Regions from separate parts of the Homo sapiens genome. Here regions 1, 2 and 4 are each linked to region 3. Evidence: chromatin loops called from intact Hi-C (ENCODE). Cell type or tissue: heart right ventricle. All regions are shown on one strand. Each heading gives the region's core, and the rest is flanking DNA. Links, peaks and the distances in the headings are about the cores only.

Region 1 (5,461 bases), core at 257-5,256, 440 kb after region 3:
AGCTCAGTGGCTCTGGTGACTGGAGGGCCATGGGCCTCAGCTGGAAGATGTGAGTGCCCAGCAGACTGGATGGGCACAGCTGATGCCCACCTGACAGAAGCAGACCCCGATGGAGAGAGACCCACTCTGAGCGGTGGTTTGCAACTGTGTGTTGGGATATGGGGGAGACAAAGGTACCCCTGGGACAGGTGGCCAGAATATTTCCTGGTCTATAACCTGTAGGAACTGTCCACAGAATATACACATATGTGTATGCATGTGTGTTCATATATATATATTAACTATTGGGAGGAAGACTTTTCGTCTATTCAATTAGTTTGGAATGCTTGGGGGCCTGCAGATTAACTGGCAATAGACAGATTAGCAGAAGAAAAGAGAAGATTTATTTACGCATGCATTTGACGTCACTAATGAGTAACTCACTGAATACCCAGTGGTGAAGGTTTCTATACAGGTTGAATATCCCTTATTTGAAATGCTTGGGACTTAGAAGTGTTTCAGATTTTGGATTTTTTCAGATTTTGGAATGTTTGCATACGCGTAATGAGATCTTGGGAATCTCAGGCCCTATGTCTAAACACAAAATTCATTTATGTTTTCCATGCAACTTATACCCATAGACTGATGATAACTTCATACAGTTTTAAAGAGAATTTTGCACATAAACAAAGTTTGTGTCCTTTCGTATATGTGTCTGGAATTTTCCACTTGTGGCATCCTCTCAGTGCTCAAAAACTTTCTGAGTTTTAGAGCAGTTTGGATTTTGGATTAAGGATGCTCGAATTGTACCAATATAACAAAAAAGGGAGCAGCAGGAATTTAGGGATTCGATGGGAAAATGTGTAAGGTGCAGTGCGTTTTTCTTTGTGCCAATGGGAAGGGACAATTTGTCCACTTCCTGGAATTCGCAGGAAAGCCCCTCAGAGCAGGGTTAATAGCAGCCTGTATTTTTGAAAGACTCTGTGTTAGTCAGATAAGGAAAGTTCAGATAAGATTTTAAATATTCTCACCTCTAAACAACCTTTATGCCAAAGCTGTCATCCCTTTAATACATATATGCATGCATATACACATGTAAATATATATTATATAGGTATATATACATACACATATGATTTATGTATACCTATATAATATATATTTATATAGGTATACACACACGGGATATTCTATACTTACACCACTTATGGCAATTATTTTTAAAATCTCCCTGCTTTTTCTCTTGTTCATCTCTGCCCCCTCCCAAGATCCTGGCTTGCCCTCCTGATGCCCGCAGGGTCAGGACCAGATCTAGGAGAAATGAGGAAGTCGCAAAGTGGCATGTGTAGACTGCGTGGTTTGCTGAGAGCCTTCAGTATGATGACAGGGTAGCGCTAGGCTCTTAGGTCCGCCGTGAATCTAAGTGCAAGTCAGTTATGCTTGGCTCAAGCTCTTTACCCTCTAAGTAGATTTCCCAGGGAGTTTCAGAAACACCAGCACAGGACGGAGGAATTTTCCGAGAGTGCGTGCTCCTGCATTAGCGGGTGTACGCAAGAGCCAGAGAAATCTGGGCTCTCATATTCACTGGGCTCCCACTGGCTAGAAAACTCAGGGTCTAAACTCCAGCGAACATTCTCAAAAGAATCAAAGAACCTCTCTACCTCTTCCTACATTGTGTGGCCACTGTTGACTCTCTCCCACAGCACTCCCAGAAATTGTTCTGGATCTTTCCTAGAAGACAGCTTAGGGACATTTATCTTTCCCCTGTCCTCCTTGGTGACAGCATGTGTGGACCACTCCCCACTGGTTGGCATCTCATCTCGGCCCCTTTGCCTCATTTCTACGCTGCAGAGAGTTTCCCACAAAATTTTCCCACAAATTTTTTTTTTTAGCATTTAGCGGGGATTTCACCAGCAAAGCAAAAGACTCTGCCTGCAGGCTGATTGGTTGCAAAAGAAAAGGTGAAGACATTTCTGAAGAATGGTCCCATTTGAGAAGCGAAAAGCAGCCCTGGTCAAACTTGTGGCCTAGTCCCCTGTGAGTGTTTTTGTCGCTCAGTAGACTGCTTCTGCCACTGTTTATCCAGCACAGGGAAGGTGCTTTGAATAGATGTCTTTGCTGACACGGATCCCTTTGCTTTGTGAATAGGGCGATTACTGAACAATGAAGCTGTTACATTAGGAGCAGGAGCTGGCTGGAGCCAACAAATCTCCTCTACGTTTACAGAGCTATAATTATCCAAAGTTTCAAAACACAATGGTATCTGCTGAGAGGGAACATCTGGGAGGGAACCAAGCCATCCCAATTAAAGGAGCGATGCACAGCCCATGGACTGGATGAGTCCGCATTAATGGGGTGGTGATTTTTTTAGATGTCACTCAAGTTAACAAATGTGCTGAAAGGTTTAAGCAGAACAAATGTGCAGGGGGATAAAAAAATCACATCAAGAAGAGAGATCTGTTTTATAAGAACATCTACAAATTGGTTGCAGAAAGCATTCCAGGCTGCTGTTATGAACACTAATCAAGAGAAAAATGTTTCATGAGGTTTTTCCCATATGAAAATAAAAGCTTTTTCCAGTTGCCATTTCATTTCAAAATAAATTCTTTTAACCTCCAGAGGACCCCGCGTGACAGAGTGGGGTGGGAGGACAGCATTGTGGGGAGGTCTGAGTGGTTCGGGGTTATGGGGCTTGTGCCGGCACTTAGGCTCACCATAAAGATTAGGGGAAATTGGTTGTTTTGAGAGATTGGAGACTTGATCCTATAAATAGATTTGGCCCAGATAGTAGCGCTGGACTCCGCTTTGCCAATGAAGTTTACAGCATGCTCTCCGCCGTAACAATCTGTCCTAAAATGGGTATGGGCCACATGCTTAGGGCTCCTGAGCACTTCAAGACCTACAATCTAAATCAAGGGTCTATTGCACCTATTACATAAGTTGAGGGCAATTCTTCCAGGTTAAAAAAAAAAAAAAAAAAAACTAAAAGAATAGTTATGAGGGCAGTAACAAAACCAGACAAAAGAATCTCTTATTCATCATCTTATACCTCTGGGAATGTTTGCTCTAATGGAGTGAGAGTTCCATCGGGGGCGGGGAGTGGGGCCAGCATAGAGGATTATTTCTTCAATTATGCTTCCTTCCCATCTGTTTGGGGGCACTGCAGCAGCATCACACAAGGACTCAGCTCAGTTCTGAAGGCAGAATCTGGAAAATGATTTGGGTCATCACAGGCTATACAGCAGAGCCCACAGTAGGCTAAATCAGGAAAGTGGGGTGTTGGACAGGTTTTTCCCAAGCTGTCCTTTTCTGGGCTTTTGCTGATGCTCCTGCTGCAATGGGGTCCCTCCCCACTTTCAGTGCCCTGTTGGTCCCCCTTCTGATTGTTTCCCACAGAAGTACACTAAAACATGCTGACAGAGCACTTGCTAGCTTTCACTTACTCCAAAGGGAGAAAAAGTTTAAGTCTCTTTATCAACTTTCCCATAGGTATTTGCATGATTATTGCCGCAAAAGCAGTATTATAGCAACATAAAAAATGAATAATTAAAAACAGTTACCAATTAACCCACCACCCTACTACCATTTGAGTACCCCTAAGCCCATTTGTTCGCTGAGCCTTCACCTGCTTTTTCCTTTCTGCTTTGTGAAATATTTGCCTATTTCTAAGTTTTACTATGGAAGGTAATACCACCATCAACACGTGCATTCTTTTTAACCTTCTGTGAAAGATCTCTCCAGAAATCTTGGACCGATGCACAGTACTGGGAACTGAATTGTGCCAAAATTCATATGTTGAAGTGTTAACCCCCTGTATTTGGAGATACAGATGTTAGAGAGGTAATTAAGGTTAAATTAGGTCATAAGGGTGCAGCCTAAATCCATATGACAGGTGTTCTTATAAAAAGAGAAAGAGAAAGCCGAGATCTCTCTCTTCCTCCATGTACACAGAAGAAAGATCACTGGAAGACACAGAGAGAAGGCGGCCATCTGCAAACCAAGGAAAGAGGCCTCAGGACAAATCAAATCTGCAATGCCTTGATCTTGGACTTACAGCCCCCAGAACTGTGAGAAAATCAATGTCTGTTGTTTAAGCCTCCCCGTCTGTGGCATTTTGTTATGGTAGCCCAAGTAGACGAATACACACAGTGTTGGGGTTGAAAGGTTAGGAAGAGAAAAGCAGCCTTTGACATTAGGAGCAGGCCTGGCCCTCACAGCTAGCCCATGTGTTCTCCTGCTGAACACAAACAATTTCACAGAACTCTAACATCAGATAAGGCCACTCTGAGGCCACGAAGGGTCAGGACAAGAAAAAGGCCACCGCACAATCGTGTCTGAATCCAGACAAATACACAAACCACAAAAATGACCCAGGCATCTTCCTATCCTGGATAAATGAATGACTGCCACAGCTTTCTTACCCATTTTAAGCTTTAGCCTTGCTCTAGTTTTTTTTCGCCTTCTAGATTAGATTTATTCATAGAACTACTCACACTTCCTGATAGCATCCAATCCAGAACAAAGCCCCACTTCCTTAAATCTTCCCCCTAAATACCTAATATGAGCCAAAATCCTACCACAAGTCCTTTCTAAGCTCCTACTGAGCAACTCTATGGTTCCTTGTAAGCACTAAACCCAGCTTGGTGTGTGTATGTTTCTGGTGGTCACTGGCTGAGCAACGTTATCAGTGATGTGAATGTTTTTGTGGTTTTTAATAAGCATTTAACATTGCTGATCAAAGAAGCTAATCAATTTTGATTGCTTTCAAATATTTTACACAACCTAACCAGCAACTTAAGTGTTAGGGTCTTTTTCAATTAAGTTGATCGTGTAAACTGAATCTTGTTTCAATGTGTATGTTTTATTGGTTTGTAAGCTAATCATTTTCCCAGGTATTTGATATTTCTCCTCTACTGGTATTTCTTTTTATCTGTCACGAGTTTGATATTCAATGATGAAAAAATAATTTTTGTCTCCTACTGAAAATAATTCAGAAGTTCCCTGGAAGGTGAGCGAGGTATTTGAGGGGTTGTAGTATTGTTAGTGTTTTTCACTCCTGCTTCTGAAGTGAAACTCATGGCCTGGGATTTAGGGTCCTCATGATAGAAACAGCATCGCAGGTGCACACACACACAACAAAAAAGGGGGAACACTCGGCAATTACAGTCCTCATTTCTGTAACTGGTCGTGTTGACATAGCTGGTGGTTATAACCTCTTTCTTTTACTATCCATTCTGTATTTCCCTTGCCTTCAACAAGCGCCTCAGCTGGTCACAAACCTTCATTTCCAAAGAGTCTGAGCCACTGTCCTTCCTGGAGTGGGTTGTTACAGTTTTCCATTGGCCTTAATCATAGGGCTTGGTAATATTAAGAGGCGTCCTAAGGGATCTCCTGTAGTCCAGAAATACTCTTCCTTACCTCTGTTGTGGAGTAGTAGTCCAATTTCCCCTTGGTAGTCAGATTCAGTCACCCTAACCAGCAC
Region 2 (5,461 bases), core at 269-5,268, 450 kb after region 3:
CCTTTGTGTTGCTATGAAGGAATATCTAAGACTGGATACTTTATAAAGAAAAGAGGCTTCTTTGGTTCATGGTTCTGCAGGCTGTACAAGAAGCATGATGCCAACATCTGCATCTAGTGAGGGCCACAGGCTGCTTCCAGTCATGGCAAAAGGTGAAGGGGAGCTGGTGTGTGCAGATCACATGGCAAGAAAGGAAGGTGGTGGGGAGGGAGGTACTGAGCTCTTTTAAACAACCAGCTCTTGTAGGAACAAATAGAGCAAGAATTCACTCACTCTTGCAAGAATGGCACCAAGTCATTCCTGAGAGATCTGCCCCCTGATCCAACACCTCCTACTGTTCCCCACCTCCAACACTGGGAATCAAATTTCAGCATGAGATTTGGAGGGAACAAACAAACTAAAGTATAGCACAAACAATTAGAGCCCTTTCGAACGGCCTGAGCTATAATGTTAAATACAGAATCTCTGCTTAGTGAGCCCATATCAATGAATTCCACCTAATCCAACTTTATGTTCCTCCTGCCATTATCCTATACTCTCAATATCCACTCCCACACGTTTCCCAGATTTCTATCTGTATAAATTAGAAAATTCCAGTAGTTCTTTTGAACTGTGGTATGCTTCCTTGTGAGTTACATTTTGTACCTTACCTTTAGGAGCCTACTAGGACTTGAATCAAGTTATAGGTCTAGAAGCACAGAGGGGTGATATAAATGGATCTTGAGGAGAATCACTGTCTAGCATAGCATCTACCACAGAGGAGGTCATTACAGTTTTCGAGGACAATGCAAGTTTAATCCCACCAGTTGAGAGGTGAGGGGGTGGAGAAGCCACTACCACTGGGAGTGGGAAGGTGGCTTCCCCAGAGGTTAGAGAGGCCTCTTCCACTGGCAAATATTTATCAGATTCCAGGGGCTCGATTTCCCCAGTTTCATCAGGTCTTCCTACATATCCCCATTCCAGCTCTCAAAGTGCATATCTTCCTCACTTCAACGTTTGACTTCCTGTGAGGCTGAGAGTTTAACCTGGGCAGTCATTCAGCCAGTCTCAGGATAAGATTCTGTGTTTGATTTTCAGCAATCATAGCCCTGCTGCTAAAGGCAATAATGATCTTGCAGGGCACCTGTAGAAGATTTCAGGTCTTGTACATGGGGCTTAAGCTGAAGATTCAAATCCTGGAGCTCATCCTTTCCTTTCCCCACTTTGCCCAGTGACATTTGGATCAACCAGCCAATCTCATACTTGTTAGTTTGCAAAAAGTGTTCGTAAGTATATACATAGCTCCCCACCGCCCCCCCGCCCATTGCCCCCGCAGCTCCTTGCTTCCTACAAGGGGTTGCTAAGGAGTATCCAAAGGTGCTGTTTTACGTATCTCTATTGCCAGATCATGCCATGGACTACCAGTGCTCTCATTACTACTAAAAATAAAGTCATTAGCATCTTGAAATCTAATCAGATTAGAGAGTCAATTCCAGAAACCGCAGAACCATTTCAGAAAACCTGTCCTTAACATTCTTTTTTTTTTTCTTTTTAATTTAATCATTTAATTTTTTTGAGACAGGGTCTCATTCTATTGCCCAGGCTGTAGTGCAGTGGTGCTATCGCAGCTCACTGCAGCTTCAACTGCCCGGGTTCAGGCAATTTTCTCACCTCAGCTTCCTGAGTAGCTGGGACCACAGACACACTACCCTATGCCTGGCTAGTTTTTTTTTTATTATTTGTAGAGAAGAGGTCTCACTATGTTGCCCAGGCTGCTCTCAAACTCCTGGGCTCGGGCGATCCTCCTACCTTGGCCTCCCAAAGTGATGGGATTACAGGCACAAGCCACAGCACCTGGCCTTCATCCTTAACATTCTGTTTCTCTAGAACTATTCAAGGAAGTGGGGATAGTCATACAATATTGCAAATGTACTAAATGCATGGAATTGTACACTTAAAAATGTTTAAAATACTAATTTTATGTGTATTTTGCCACAATAAAAAAACCACAGTTACAAAAAAGGAAAAGAAATAACCCAGCCTGAATGAAAGTAGGCAAGAGGCAAAAAGACCCTCAATTCAGAGTTTAACTCAACAGAAAGTGCTGATCAATTTGTTAGTGGATAAGGATAAAAGCTCAGAGTTTTAGAGTTTTAAGAAATAAAATATGAATCTAAGGTTTTCGATCTGTAATTTTACGTTCATCTTTCTTCTAGGATTTAATCAAAAGTCTTTTCAACTTTTGGCCCGATGATTCTATGCTAATTTGCACTTTCAACTTAACATTCATATGGTCATTTTGTCCCAGGCAGAATTAAAGATTCAAGATGTACCTACTTCTTCCGGGGACAACATTCATGATTCTTAAAGATTTCACAAGTGTACCTTCTAAGGTAAATTATAAACAGTGCCAAAGAATTTGCTTCACCGCATGCCTATAGGGTTGTGAATCAGGCTTAACTCTTCCTCCCCCACCCCCATTCCCCCATTCCCATCTCACCTGACATCTTCCTTTGACCTACTTTTTCAGAAATCAAAGAAGTAATCTTAGGTGGTGATTTGAAGTCCCACGCCATTTGTACTTGCTCCTCTTAATCTACTCTGCTTTCTGTTCCTTCTTTCTACTGCCCAGGGTAAGTGGCTGGAAGTAGTAAGAGGTCAATGCCAAGTGAAATCCTCTGGCGTTTTCTTCTGACAACCAGGAGTCTGCAAAGTGAGTTTGCTGGGAGCGTCCAGTTTTTTCAGCTTAACGTTAGGTGTACTTTCTGTCTTCGGCACAAATTGTTTCCAAATGCCTGTGGGTTGCAATATGATTTTCCCATCTTGAAAATCTATTAAAAAGGAAGAGATTCTTCACTTCTCCCCACCCCACCTCCAGGCACTGCAGATGGCGATTAACACCCTACACAGCCCCTCCCCATAGCATCATCGATTTTCTGCCTGCATTGCATCTACTTCACAGTTCGAGACATGCCAAATCACACACGTTCTAAGTACTTGTTGCTAGCAACAAATCTCTGTTCCTCAGTGGCCAAGCAGACTATATTTGGAATGTCAGAGCACCTAGCCCTTCCCTGGCCCACTTCCTTTAGCTCAGAAGTCTCCAAGCCTGAAAGTAACCTCACCCGTGTTTCCTTGAGTTCTGCTTGTTGAAGCAACTCTTTGGATTAACTCCGCAAAACACAAAGTGACAGCAAAACAGAGAAACAATCAGATTCTTTTCCATGAACTCCTTTCTTTTCTATAAAAGTGTTATTAATCCCTATCTTATGGGACAATTGTGAATGTATTTAATGAGCTCATCAAAATATACATACACATACATATATATATAGAGGGGGGGGGTTGGGGGGAGAGAGAGAGAGAGAAAGAGAGAGAGTCTCACTCTGTGGCCCAGGCTGGAGTGCAGTGGCACAATCTCAGCTCGCTGCAACTTCCATCGTCTCCCAGGTTCAAGCAATTCTCCTGCCTCAGCCTCCCAAGTAGCTGGGATTACAGGCGCTCGCCACCAAGCCCAGCTAATTTTTTTTATTTTTCTTTTTGGAGACAGAGTCTCGCTCTGTTGCCCAGGCTGGAGTGCAATGGGGCAATCTCGGCTCACTGCAACCTCCGCCTCCCGGGTTCAAGCATCCTGCCTCAGTCTCCCTAGTAGCTGGGACTACAGGCAAATGCTGCCAAGCCAGGCTAAATTTTTTTGTATTTTAATAGAGATGGGTTTCACCGTGTTGCCCAGGCTGGTCTCGAACTCCTGAGCTCAGACAATCCACCCGCCTCGGCCTCCCAAAGTGCTAAGATTACAGGCATGAGCCACTGTGCCCGGCCTAATTTTTGTATTTTTACTAGAGACCGGGTTTTGCCATGTTGGTCAGGCTGGTCTCACACTCCTGACATCAGGTAATCTGCCGACCTCAGCCTCCCAAAGTGCTGGGATTACAGGCATGAGCCACCTTGCCCAGCCTGAGCTCATCAAAATATTAAAACTAGTGCATTTTTAATGGCAGTGTAGACCTAGCACATGGCTGGCAGTGTATAACTGCCAGGTGTTTCTCCTCTTTTCCTCACCCTTTCTCTCTCTTTTTTATTGAGGTGAAATTCACATAACATAAATCAAATCATTTTAAAGTGAACAATTAAATGGCATTTTATACTTTCCCAGTGTTGTGCAATCACATCTCTATCTAGTTCCTAAATATTTCCATCCCCCCCAGAAGGAAACGCATCCCCTTTAACCACTCTCCATTTCCCTCTCCTCAGCCTTCACAAACAACAATCGACTTCCTGTCTCCATGCATTTACCTGTTCTGGTTATTTTATATAAATGGATTTATATAATATGTGTCTGGTTCCATTCACTTAATGTAATATTTTTGAGGTTTTTTCACCTTGTATCACGTTTTGGTAATTCATTTCTTGTTATATCTGAACAATATTCTGTTGTATGAATATACCACAGTTTGTTGTCTATTTATCTATGGATGAACATTTGGGCTGTTTCACCTTTTGATGTTTGTAAATTGTAAGTAGTGCTGCCATGAACACATATGTACATGTATTGGTTTGAGTGCCTGTTTTCAATACTTTTGAGTATATAACTAGGAGTGAAATTGGTATTCACCCTTTTTTTTCTGTTACTTCTCTTAATGATCTCATGTCTGCGTGATCCTTAATGATGCCCCGTTTTAAAATTCCTGACATTGTTTGTCACTAGGTCATTTGTCTCTAGTTTAACTGATCAATCTTGACAGCAATTTTTCACTTTTATTAGTATTTTAAGGAATCAGCCTGTGGTTTTGAGAATCTTGTCTGCTTATACATTTGAATTAGTTACAATGATTGCTTTCTCTTTGGATTTGTTTCGCCACTCCTTTGGTAATGTCCGGAGAGAGCTTCTTAACTGACACGAACGGGGCTCCATTGGTATGTCCTGGGATCCCTCGTCAGGCCTGTGCACTCCCAGACCTCCAAGGGCCGGGACCTGCATTTTTGTCCGAGGGCCGTCCCCAGGCTGCCTGAACTTACTTAGCCTATGGGCATAGTGGGCTGGAGGTGCCTGGGAACTAACAGCGCCAGAGGAAACCTTTAACTAAAGACCAAAGGCTGTCAGGGTGTAAATACTCTTCTTGCCCTTCGGCTGAGATAATTCTGAAGCATATTTTACTTAGTTTTCTAGAGTTCTTCTTGGTAATTAATGCAATCAAGCTCCAGTCTCCTGCTGTGATGACTGCCTTCATAACATACCCTTTATTATTTATCTGTCTTCCCTCCGTATCTCACTTCCTACCTGTTCCTACTTGTCTATTTCCCTGTGAGGGACTGAACTGTGAGCCCCTCAGATTCAACGTACGAAGCCCCTAAATTTATTTGTTCGAGTCTGAAGCCAAAGTACCTAAGAATGTGGCTTTATTTGGAGATACAGCTTTAAAGAGGTGATGAAATTAAAATGAGATCATGAAGGTACACTCTAATCCACTATGACTGGTGT
Region 3 (5,461 bases), core at 354-5,353:
CCTCGGTCCTGGGCAAGAGAGGGGAGAACATGGCTCGCCTCTCTTTTGGGTTACATTTCATCACTGGGCACAAAGCAGCATGTCTGGGCTCCTGTGTCTCACAGCTCCTCTTTCAGCCAAGTTTCAGCAGAACTTGGACATAAATCCATGGGGCCAGGTCAGGGTCCAACATCTGGTACAAACACAATAAGCACCTTCTTGCAGACATCACCCCCATTGAGTAAGTGCATTCCTCTCTTTCTCTTACTTCCTTCTGCCAAGCATCACCTCCTTAAACAAATGGCTTCTGCCGGCCACTGGTCAGTTCATTAGACACACTCAGACTTAATGCTTCTTAAGGGTGTCCTTTTCTTCCTGCTCTCACCATTTTATTTCAGGTCCTCATGACCTTGCCTGAACTGTTGGCCATAGTTTTCTAATTGGCTTTCCTTCCTCTGGTCTTTGCTCCCTTCCACCCTGTACCCAGAGTTGCTTCAATCAATGACCATCCTTGGAAAGGGTCTGTTCTGAGTTTGCGTTGTACAGAAATGATCTTGCTAATTAGAGCAAGGTCCCAGGATATGATTAAAATTACATTGCTGGTGATTGGCCTCTTATATATTTTTTATATATACGGTTTTTACCTTACCCAGTTTCCAAATGGAATTTGATTTCATGTGATTCCATGAATCATTCTTGTTATTCCCAGCCCATCAATATCTAGGGGAAATGGCCATTTAGAATCAATGTCTTTATTTGTTCCATCTGGATAGTTATGAAATTTGAAAGCATTAGAACTCTTATGAAGAAGATGGTCCTTACCAAATTTCAGAAACAAAGATTGGATTTAGGCCCACCATAGCTTTATTCACGATGGGCTTTAATGATAGTATCTGAAATGGATTCACTAGAGAATGCGGTCCTGCCCTGGGGCCTCATGTTTCTGAACTGATGGAAACCGCTGGACGAGCAGAGCTGGGAGCTGGGAGAAGTCAGGATATTAACTAGGCAGCACTGGATAAATCACAAACCAAGATCCACAACTTCCTCAAAGGGTTGACTCATAGCATTGACCAGTGCCAAAGATCTACTACAATAGTAGCCTTAAAAAAAAAAAAGTTTCACTAAGGTCAAGAAGAACCATAAGCACTGCCTATGCATTAAATTAACACTGGGGAACATTTTTATCATAATGCAATACAATTTAGATTTTTCTCATTGTTTTCATTTTGGAGGGAAAAGTGAGCTCCTCAAAGCCGTTTGCTTAGTATGTGTGTCACCGATTTGGAGACCAGATGCTGGGAGATACTGGAAGTCTGTGTCTAGAGGGGACTCTGCCTGTGGAGCTGGAAAATCTTTCTCCTGACTCAGTTGCTCCACCCCAAAAGGATACCAAAAATATTGTGCAAAGAGAGAAAAGTCAGGATCTTGGTGAAGGGAGCAGCCTCCTCCATCCTTTTAATCAAAGAAAATTTCATGATTGTATCCTTACAGTCCTTTGTTGTAAGGTAAAGGCTGTAGAAAGAGATCCCAGCAGGCTGGATTAGACAAGGAAATCTCCACAATATAAAAGGAAATTGCCCTTGTCTCTAAAGGATGGGCAGGATTTAGACAGCTGGAGGCAAGAACATTCTCCATGGGGAAAGGGGCAGTGGAGATGGAAATGGGATTGATGGATTCCTGAGACAGAGGTCGGGAGCCTTGCTGTGAAAGAGGAAATGTGTTGGGAAATAGTAGGAACCGAAGTTTCTGGGCAGAGCAGGCCTTTATTATGGAGGGCCATGAAAGACAGGAAAAAAAGTTTCTGTTTAACCTTGCAGGAAGCTGGAAGCCATGGAAACTTTTCAGCAGGGGAATGACAATAACAAGACAGACTTGGAGACAGAAAGCCTGGATTTGGGGGCATTGTAATTGAGCGCCAATATCATGAAAATAAAATAAACAATAACAACAAAAACTGCTGAGACTATGGAGACTGATTTGTTATGGGAAGGGAAAGAAAGTGATGTCAAAGATGCCACCAGGGGTTGGACTAATAGAGACCAGGGCTACCCAAAGACACGAGGAGGGGCTGCTGGTCTGGAGGGAGGGTTGTGAGTTTTGTTTTGCCTGTTTGAGTTTAAGAACATGATGAGGAACCCAAGTGCAGCTCAACAGTGGGGCTGCTGCCTGAGCCCCTGGAGACTAAATCCGCTTAGAGGTGATGATTGAAAGAAAGTGTGAGCCTGGAAAAATGTTCTTTTAGAGAAAGCGTGAAGAAAGGAGAGCGGGGGCCCAAGACTGGGCCTTGGACTGGAGGCTGAAGAGGAACCTGTGAAGGAAACAGAATGTTCCCAGCCAAGGGCTCCCTGGTCCTGCAGGATGCCTTGCTGCCTGCTGCCCAGGGCACAGCAACCATTGCTACCAAAACAGTGCCAGCTCCAGCTTGCGGCAGAGAAAAGCGATGCAGGCCTGGAGGCCAGCAGCAATGTTGACATGATGTGCTACATTATTCGACCTACCCACCTTGGTGTCTACTTTAGGGCACCCTTTCAAATCCGGCGCTGTCGGGTGCAGTATCCATGTTACCAATGGTTTAAGCTGATAGTTTAGAAGGGCCCTGTAATTAGGGTTGCCAGATTTAGCAAATGAAAATATAGGATACTCAGTTAGATTTGACCAGATAAACCATGAATGTTTTTTAGTATAAGTATGTCCCAAATATCATATAATATATACTTGTATTTTAAAATGTGATTATTTCTCTGAAATTCAAATTTAACTGGGCATCTTGTTTTTCATCTGGCAATCTTTCTATACTCTGATAAATCTTCTGATCTCAGTTCTAAGGGGGCCATGATCACACCTTTTCTTGGCGAGTGGCCCCTCTTCCCCAAGACACATTTCATTCTCTTTTTTCCCTCCCCCACATTGAATCAGATGGTATTATTCAGAATACACAGGCCATTGTTCTACACCCACCATGTGCTTGGCAGGGCACAAGTTATTTTCACATATACAATATCAGTAGTTTGCAACTTGTTCAGGGGATATAGAACTTGAAAATCAGGTGCTTTTGGCAGACTATCACAGATGTAAAAATTTTTTTTTTTTTTTTTTTTTTTTTTTGAGACAGAGTCTCACTCTCTTGCCCAGGCTGGAGTGCAGTGGCATGATCTTGGCTCACTGTAACCTCTGCCTCCTGATTCTCCTGCCTCAGCCTCCTGAGTAGCTGGGATTACAGACATGCATCACCATGCCCGGCTAATTTTTGTACTTTTAGTAGAGATGGGGTTTCACCATGTTGGCCGGGCTGGTCTCAAACTCCTGACCTCAGGTGAGCCGCCCACCTTGGCCTCCCAAAGTGCTGGGATTACAGGTGTGAGCCACCGTGTCTGGCCATAAATGTAAAATAATTATACCAGCAATTCTGACAATGCCATGGAGGTGGGAAAGAAGCCCCAACAATGATTGAGACTGAAAGTTATGTGCGGGCATGCAATGAAACATTACAATAGAAAAATACATATATCCAAAGTACAGTCATGTTTTTAAGTCATTCCATTGATATTTTTGACAGGCAGTTTATTGAGATATGTGTTTTTGTTCTCCCTGTTGTATTTTCACCTTCCTCATTCCTGAGAAACTGAGTCTTGTCTTATAAGACCAAAGCATGACTTGTTGGTACCCAGAAGACAACTCCACCTGATATTTGTTGTAAAGGCCCTTTGAGTAGGATTACACTGGGCCTTCTGGGAAAGGAAAGGGATGAAAGAAAATGTTCACAGTTGAGAAATTGAATTGGGTTGGTGGGTAAGGAGTGGGGGAGTCCATGAAATTAAGAGCAGGACTGGCTTTGGGATCTCTAAACATGGGAGGTCCTGGGCCCTGAAGGGGTCTAGAATAAGCCAAGGTGGCATAAAAAAATTATTTTGAGCTGAAGGCATTTGAGTTCATGAAATCTCTTATCTGCCTAAAAGCAGAGCCTCCCAAAAGAACTCAGTTTTTATAAATCCCCTCCTTGGAAGCAATTCTAATCTTCTCTTCTTGGAAATGAGAAATTGGTACCACAGTCAAACAGATATTGTTACAAAAAGATCATTTTTCCCTTTTATTCTCCTATGGGCACATTTGTCTTTCTAAAAAGTCATTTGTTTTCCCTAAGTGCCATTTCTTCTCCATTTCTAAGTAGTCATTTGTTTTCCCAGAAGTGCCCCTCTGCCCCTCCCCTTCCCCTAATAGGGTAGCATATAAGCCCTGAATTCTAACCACCTCCTTGAGACTCCTTGAGTCTTTGTGAATTCCAGTGTGTACATATACAATTATAATCTGTTTTTTTTCTCGTCCTCATCTATCTTTTGCCAGTTTAGTTTGCACATCCCCAATCACCGCACCTAAGAGGGTAGAGGAAAAGTTTTTCCTCCCAGACAGTCCCTCTTGTGCCAAGTGCCTCCTGAGGATTGTGGCAGGTTGCCTGTAGGGTTAGGGTGGGGGTCCCATGGGTGTATCTGTGGACACAGTGGCTACATGGGGGCTCCCTGAATTCTTTCAGAGTAGGATGTGCTGATCTTGCCAGGCAACCAGTGCTCAACAGAAGCAGAGAGAGAGGGACTGTTGGCCACAGTGGCAGCCCCCACAGCTCAACCTCCTGGTACATTCCTTCCCTCCTCACATATTCAAGTCCTGGTACCACATAGCACTCACAATGCCACGGCGGGGGAAGGAAGCCTCAATAATGACTGAGACTGAATTTCCTACCAGCTAGGCAGGTGGGGATCAGAAGCAGAATAAATTTAATTCAGAAATATAAAAAATCCTATTCTTGCCTCTTTGCGTCAAGAGAAACATTCATTCCTTTTTCATTTTTCTTTTTGTTCATTGTTTAAGAAGTCACAAGAACTACAAACCTAAAAAAAAAAAAGTCTACTGGAGAAAAGCCTAACATTGAGAAAATTCTAGAAAATTCTATCCATTAACTTAATCCCATCCCCTAACCCTGGGGTTATGAAAATGTCACCATTTAAGAAAATTTTTAGCAGCTGAACACCTCAGTTAGTTCAGTGCTGTAGGAATGCAGTTAGAAAAACCATATTATCTCATGGGGTAAGGCTGCGCACAGGATGCTGACATTTAAAACCCAGTGTCCAGCATGACACAATGATGTTATTTATAGACCGAGAAGGATCTAGGACAAATGTGATGCATAGAAAGAAATAAAAAGAAGGAAGGAGCAAGCCATAGAAACCCGAGGTTGAATCGAGGAGGAAAACCCCCAGCAAAAAATCTGAGACACATCAAGCTTTTGTAGGGTTCATGTTTAGCAGGAAGTTGAAATGACTCACCGTATCCTGTTGTACTCGCCCTGTGATTCCATTTATCCCCTCCAAGGCTTTTAAAGCTCTGATTTGTGTAGGAAAATCACACAGCATGTCAAAGAATGACTACGCTCTGGTTTTACACATCCGTATTTTTAAACAGCACAAAATGGTTGTACTTCTCAATA
Region 4 (5,461 bases), core at 369-5,368, 160 kb before region 3:
TCCTTTTTTTTTTTTTTTTTTTGAGATGCAGTTTCACTCTTGTTGAGTGAAACAAGGCTGGAGTGCAATGGTGCCATCTCGGCTCACTGCAACCTCTGCCTCCTGGGTTCAAGCAATTCTCCTGCCTCAGCCTCCCGAGTAGCTGGGACTACAGGCTTGTGCCACCATGTCCGGCTAATTTTGTATTTTTAGTAGAGATGGGTTTTCACCATGTTGGTCAGGCTGGTCTTGGGCTCCTGACCTCAGGTGATCCACCCACCTTGACTTCCCAAAGTGCTGGGATTACAGGTGTGAGCCACTGGGCCTGGCCACGTTCTTTCCTCTTTATACTTATTAACCCTTGATGATTATATGGTAATGTTGCACCAAGTTATATCTTTGATATCTCTTTATATGATACCTAATCCCTGTAGTTAAAGTTAATAATTATATGAAGAAATAGTCCCTCTGGGCAAGGTGGCTCATGCCTGTAATCTCAGCACTTTGGGAAGCTGAGGCAGGAGGATCACTTGAGCTCAGGGCTTCAAGACCAGCTTGGGCAACAAAGTGAGACCCTTGTCTCTACAAAAAAAATTAGCCAGGCATGGTGGTGCGTGCCTGTGGTCCCAGCCACTTGGGAAGCTGAGGTGGGAGGACAGTTTAAGCCTGGGAGTTTGAGGCTGCAGTGAGCCATGATGGCACCACCGCACTCCAGCCTGGGTGACAGAGCGAGACCCTGTCTCAAAAAGAAAAGAAAAAAAAATTCTTTAGGAGCTTGGTGACCCATGTCTTGCAAAAGGGCACTGCTATCAAGATGACAATTTTACACAATCAGATTCTGCCTGTACTTCCTCTCATGCCAACCACCAAAAATAGAAAACAAAATAATTGAGATAAAGAACATTATCATTCCTTATTACAGTTAATGGCTAGAAGGCTATAGAACCAGCACAGGAGTGCACCCTGAAATCCAGGCCTGTGGAAGAAAAGGTTAGTTTCTGTAAATGAGGCTCAGAGAATGGATGGAAGTAGCTGTAACTCATCCTCTTCAGTGATTTGGAGATAGCTTACTTTTAAAATTAAAGTGCCAGGAAGCAACAACCCTAAAATGTAGCTAATGTCAGATAAGATGTAATCTAGGAAATTGTAATATGCCCATCATGAGGTAATGTTGTAATGGCAGTAGCTTTTGGTGGCTGATAAGGAATATTGGAAAAGGTGCCGGAGTGAGAGAGTGAGTCTCCAGTTTCTCCAGCAGAGACCAGGGCAGGCATACCCTGACTGTCCAGTTACATGTTGTCTTCTGGTTGGCAGCTGGATGGCTGCATGGTGGAGGATGGAGAATCAGGCGCTCACAGCCAGAAGCTATTCCCAGAGACCTTCTGGCTCCTTGTAAACTGGGCCTGTACTCTGCCAGCAGTGGGATCATCTTAATAGGATTTCCCAAGTTAATTTTCCTGCTGGGAGCAGAAAGTACCCACCAGCTTGGAAGGCAGAAGCAGGTGTGAAAACAGGGTGGTCAGAATCTTGACCCTGCCAAGTACAGAATTTGGGGGCAGTTAGCTTCAGTCACCTCTCCCAATAGGCTTCCTCATTTGTAAAATTCAATGACAATATTTCCCCCATGGGGTTTTTGCGAAATACGCACCAGGTAATGTAATTGGAAAGCTCAGCGCCCCCCAACTCCACATACCTGGGGATTCCAGTCATTCCGGCACTTTTCTTTTTCTATGTTAATGAACACATTTGCACTCTGTTTTTGCTCATTCATTCTTTTTCTCCTCACTCAGATCTGTTTATGCAACAGATGTTTATAAAGTGAACGTGGGCCACCCCTGTAATCCTAGCACTTTGGGAGGCTAAGATAGGAGGATCGCTTGAGCCCAGAAGTTCAAGACCAGCCTTGGCAACATAGTGAGACCCCCATCTCTACAAAAAATACAAAAATTAGCTGAGAGCGGTGGAACGCACCAGCAATCCCAGCTACTCGGGAGGCTGAGGTGGGAGGCTTGAGCCTGGGAGGTCAAGGCTGCAGTGAGCCGGGATTACTCAACTGCTCTCCAGCCTGGGTGGCAGAATGAGACCCTGTCTCAAAATAAATAAATAAAAATAAAGATAATGTGAACCTGAAGTGAATTTGTGTGGAGGGACTTGAACCCTTGGGGACAGCTCCCTTTCTGTAGGCGAGGAGCCACTGGGTAACTTGAGTCAAACTTGAGCATACTCAAATGAGATGAAGGCCTTCGGTCACTGTGTCAGGGATCAGAGGGTACAGCTTCCTCAGGCCTGACTTCCTTCTGGAAGCCTTTTTGAGCATCTTGGCCCTTACTCTGTGATTTTCCCAAACTCTGCACACTTCTGGCAGAGGCAGGTCAGGGTAGGGGTGGAGAGTGTGGATTCTGGGGCCAGGGTGCCTGTGTTTGAATTGTCGCCACTGACTGGCAGCCACTTCCTCAGCCCTGTCTGTAAAACAGGGATAATCACGTACCCTCCTCATGGGGTTGTTATATAAATGAGGTGAGTTTGTGTGTGGAGAGATTAGAACCTTGCCTGAGCCAGGCATGGTAGCATGCACCTGTAGTCCCAGCTACTCCAGAGGCTGAGGCAGGAGGATTGTTTGAGTCCAGGAGGTGAAGGCTGCACCGAGCTATGATCGTGCCACTGCACTCCAGCTTGGGCAATGCAGTGAGACCCTGTCTCTTAAAAAAAAAAAAAAAGAATTTTGCCTGGCACATAGGATATGCTACATAATGTAAGAGTCAGTGACTGCTGGACCATATGAAAGTTTTGTTTTTGTAGGCAAAAATGATCTGATACTGGCAGCTTCACTTGGTTGAACGTGGTATTTACTGCACCGTGCTGCAACTCTTTGCTTCAGGAAGGCTCACCTCCCTGAACTGGGGTTGCTGGGAGAGTCTGCTGGCTCCGTGGCAGTGTCTGTGTGTTTCTGCCTTATCCAAGTGACTTCTGTGATTTTGACTTTGGCCCGTTTAGCTATAGAGCAAGCAACGGTGTCATCACTGTGTCACGCCCAGCATAATCTCACGCACAAGGTGGTGGTAGGAGCAAACAGGCTGGTTAAGGAGGCTCTGGAAGATTCCGCTGCTGTGGGGGAGAATGCCCTGGGTCATTTAGCCAACAGGGAGGTTGGCCCTGGCAGGAAGCCAGGTCACCACGCCAGGCTGTCACTCGAGTACATAATCCCTGTTCTGTGCTCCCTGTCAGCTGCCTGATGGCTGCTCACCAGGGGCAGACTCTTATCTGGGAGCAGTCATCCTGATCTTGCAGTTTGTCACTTCAAGCCTCATGACCAGAGTTGTGAAAATGTCACTCTGAGTTGAATATCCAGTCCAGGCATTCCTCTGGCTCATTGCGCTGCAGTCCACGCCTATACCTCTTGGGCCAGTCAAACTGATGGACAGTCATTTAAAAAAAAAAAAAGGAAAAAGGAAAAAATAGAGTTTATTTTATGTATTTATTTGAAATGGAGTCTCACTCTGTTCCCCAGGCCAGAGTGTAGTGGCGCGATCTTGGCTCACTGCAGCCTCCGACTCCTGGGTTCCAGCAATTCTACCACCATTTATTTATTTATTTATTTATTTGAGACGGAGTTTCACTCTTGTTGCCCAGGCTGGAGTGCAATAGCGCTATCTCAGCTCACCGCAACCGCCTCCTCCCGGGTTCAAGTGATTCTCCTGCCTCAGCCTCCTGAATAGCTGTGATTACAGGCACATGCCACCACGCCCGACTAATTTTGTATTTTTAGTAGAGACGGAGTTTCTCCATGTTGGTCAGGGTGGTCTCGAACTCCCGACCTCAGGTGATCCGCCTGCCTTGGCCTCCCAAAGTGTTGGGATTACAGGCGTGAGCCACCGTGCCTGGCCTCTACCACCTTTTAAAGGATGATTTTAATTTTATTTTTATTTTTAATTTTTGGAGACAGTGTCTCACTCTGTTGCCCAGGCTGGAGTGCAGTGGCATGATCATGGCTCACTGCAGCCTCGACCTGCTGGGCTCAAGAGATTCTCTCACTTCAGCCTCCTATGTGGCTGGGACCACAGGCATGCATCACTACACCTGGCTAAATTTTAGTTTTACATTTTTTTATAGACATGGGTTCTTGCTGTGTTGCCCAGGCTGGTCTCAAACTCCTAAGTTCAAACGATCCACCCAACTTGGCTTCCCAAAGTGTTGGGATTACAGGTGTGATCCATCATGGCTGGCAAAATAGAGTTTAAATGGAAAACTTTTTGTTTTGCTCAAGGGAACACACACAGGATAGGCCTTTACTTACAGACACTGAGGAACTGCCAGTCATGACATGAGCTTGTCAGGGCTAAGCAGAAGCCTGATGCAGTAGTGCAGTGGGCTCTGCATCTCCCCTTGGCACCCACATATTCATCCCTAGAGAGCAAGAGCATCTTATTCATCTTTTGCATCTGCAGTGCCAGGTACTGTATTTGATGCAAAATATGTAATTAATAAATATTTATTGACTGACCAAAGAGCAGGCACTCAGTAAATACTTGTTGGTTGTCACTTGTGACCTCTGGCATAATTACCTTCTCCCTTGACCTGGACCCTGGCAATTCTTGGGTGTGTGGCCATGGGAACCGAAGGGTAGCTGGGTTGTACTTTCTCTCAATCCATGGGTCAACATTCTCCAAGCATGTGATACTCAGAGACTTGACTTGGGGCTTCATGTCCCCTCTCCTGAGGCCACGATGGCAGGTCTACAGAGTTTAGATCCTTGGCTGTCAGGAAGGTAGGGGACTAGGAAGAATGAGAGAAGGGCCCATCTCAGCCTGGCCTCCACTTGCTGAGGCCCTTCTCCTAACTTACTCTTTCCAATTCCATGTTTATAAGGAATGGAACCATTCATTCTTCCAGCAGGTGTTTATTGAGCTGCTCATATGTGCCTGACTCTACACGGAATTAAACAGAAATGCCCTCTTTACTGGCTTATGGCTGCCAAGCATTCATAGCAACCTTGCTTTCTGATGCTTCGATGTTGGCTCTTCCTAGTATTAAAAAAAAAAAAAGGGAAAAGAAAAAAAGAAAAAAGAAGAAAGAAAGAAATGCTCTCTGTTCTTAGAGCACTTATAGCCTAGAATGAATGAACTTTGGTTTTGAGAAGTTAAAAGGGTCCATATAGAGTAATGGGGACGGGGGTGGAGAGGTAGGGGAACAAAGCAAATAAAAACTGTCCCCAACCACCCCCTACAAGGAGAAGAGCAGCACATGCATTAGTCATTCTGTGCTTATCATCCTCAACTTCAATATTTCTAAACCTATGTCTGTTTCTATATTTTAGCTCTGGTAGATATTTGAAATAGTCAATCTTTTTAGTTAAAAGCACTTTGTTTCCTTCTTTTCTTACAAAAGTAGAGATGGTCAGGCACGGTGGCTCACGCCTATAATCCCAACATTTTGTGGGACTGAGGCAGGCGGATCACTTGAGGTCAGGAGTTCGAGACCAGCC

The links. Peaks named below come from ENCODE experiments on the same cell type or tissue, not always from the same donor. Only the 100,000 strongest peaks of a DNase experiment are listed, where the experiment ranks them.
Region 1: a loop joins it to region 3, with 2.2 times the contacts of the local background. A loop is called at or near these places in 2 of 110 quality-filtered maps.
Region 2: a loop joins it to region 3, with 2.1 times the contacts of the local background. A loop is called at or near these places in 2 of 110 quality-filtered maps.
Region 4: it touches region 3 in a loop (2.0-fold over the local background); 8 of 110 quality-filtered maps call a loop at or near these places.

The regions. Positions count from the first base shown.
Region 1 is chr6:14,438,353-14,443,813 of GRCh38, reverse strand. The region is part of intron 2 of LOC105374942 (a long non-coding RNA gene); the gene reads left to right. All of the region lies in intron 1 of LOC101928331 (a long non-coding RNA gene), which reads right to left. Among named protein-coding and RNA genes, the nearest start is that of LINC01108, 160 kb to the right of the region's middle. RefSeq lists an enhancer at 1,700-2,398. In heart right ventricle, for the core only: no CTCF peak of the experiment used is centred there; DNase peaks (open chromatin) are centred at 2,177 and 3,110; H3K4me3 peaks cover 1,010 bases; H3K27ac peaks cover 2,028 bases.
Region 2 is chr6:14,429,093-14,434,553 of GRCh38, reverse strand. It overlaps LOC105374942 (a long non-coding RNA gene), which reads left to right. Exons shown (of 6, transcript XR_926510.3): 3 at 2,288-2,372; 4 at 2,612-2,692. It overlaps LOC101928331 (a long non-coding RNA gene), which reads right to left and starts at 2,774. Exons shown (of 3, transcript XR_001743994.3): 1 at 2,480-2,774. In heart right ventricle, for the core only: no CTCF peak of the experiment used is centred there; a DNase peak (open chromatin) is centred at 2,949; H3K4me3 peaks cover 2,368 bases; H3K27ac peaks cover 601 bases.
Region 3 is chr6:14,877,140-14,882,600 of GRCh38, reverse strand. All of the region lies in intron 2 of LOC105374945 (a long non-coding RNA gene), which reads left to right. Among named protein-coding and RNA genes, the nearest start is that of JARID2-DT, 370 kb to the left of the region's middle. RefSeq lists enhancers at 1,836-2,345, 2,346-2,856, 5,426-5,461, 5,396-5,461. In heart right ventricle, for the core only: a CTCF peak has its summit at 2,423; a DNase peak (open chromatin) is centred at 2,382; H3K27ac peaks cover 4,426 bases.
Region 4 is chr6:15,034,635-15,040,095 of GRCh38, reverse strand. No RefSeq gene overlaps it. Among named protein-coding and RNA genes, the nearest start is that of JARID2-DT, 210 kb to the left of the region's middle. In heart right ventricle, for the core only: no CTCF peak of the experiment used is centred there; a DNase peak (open chromatin) is centred at 3,155; H3K27ac peaks cover 1,634 bases.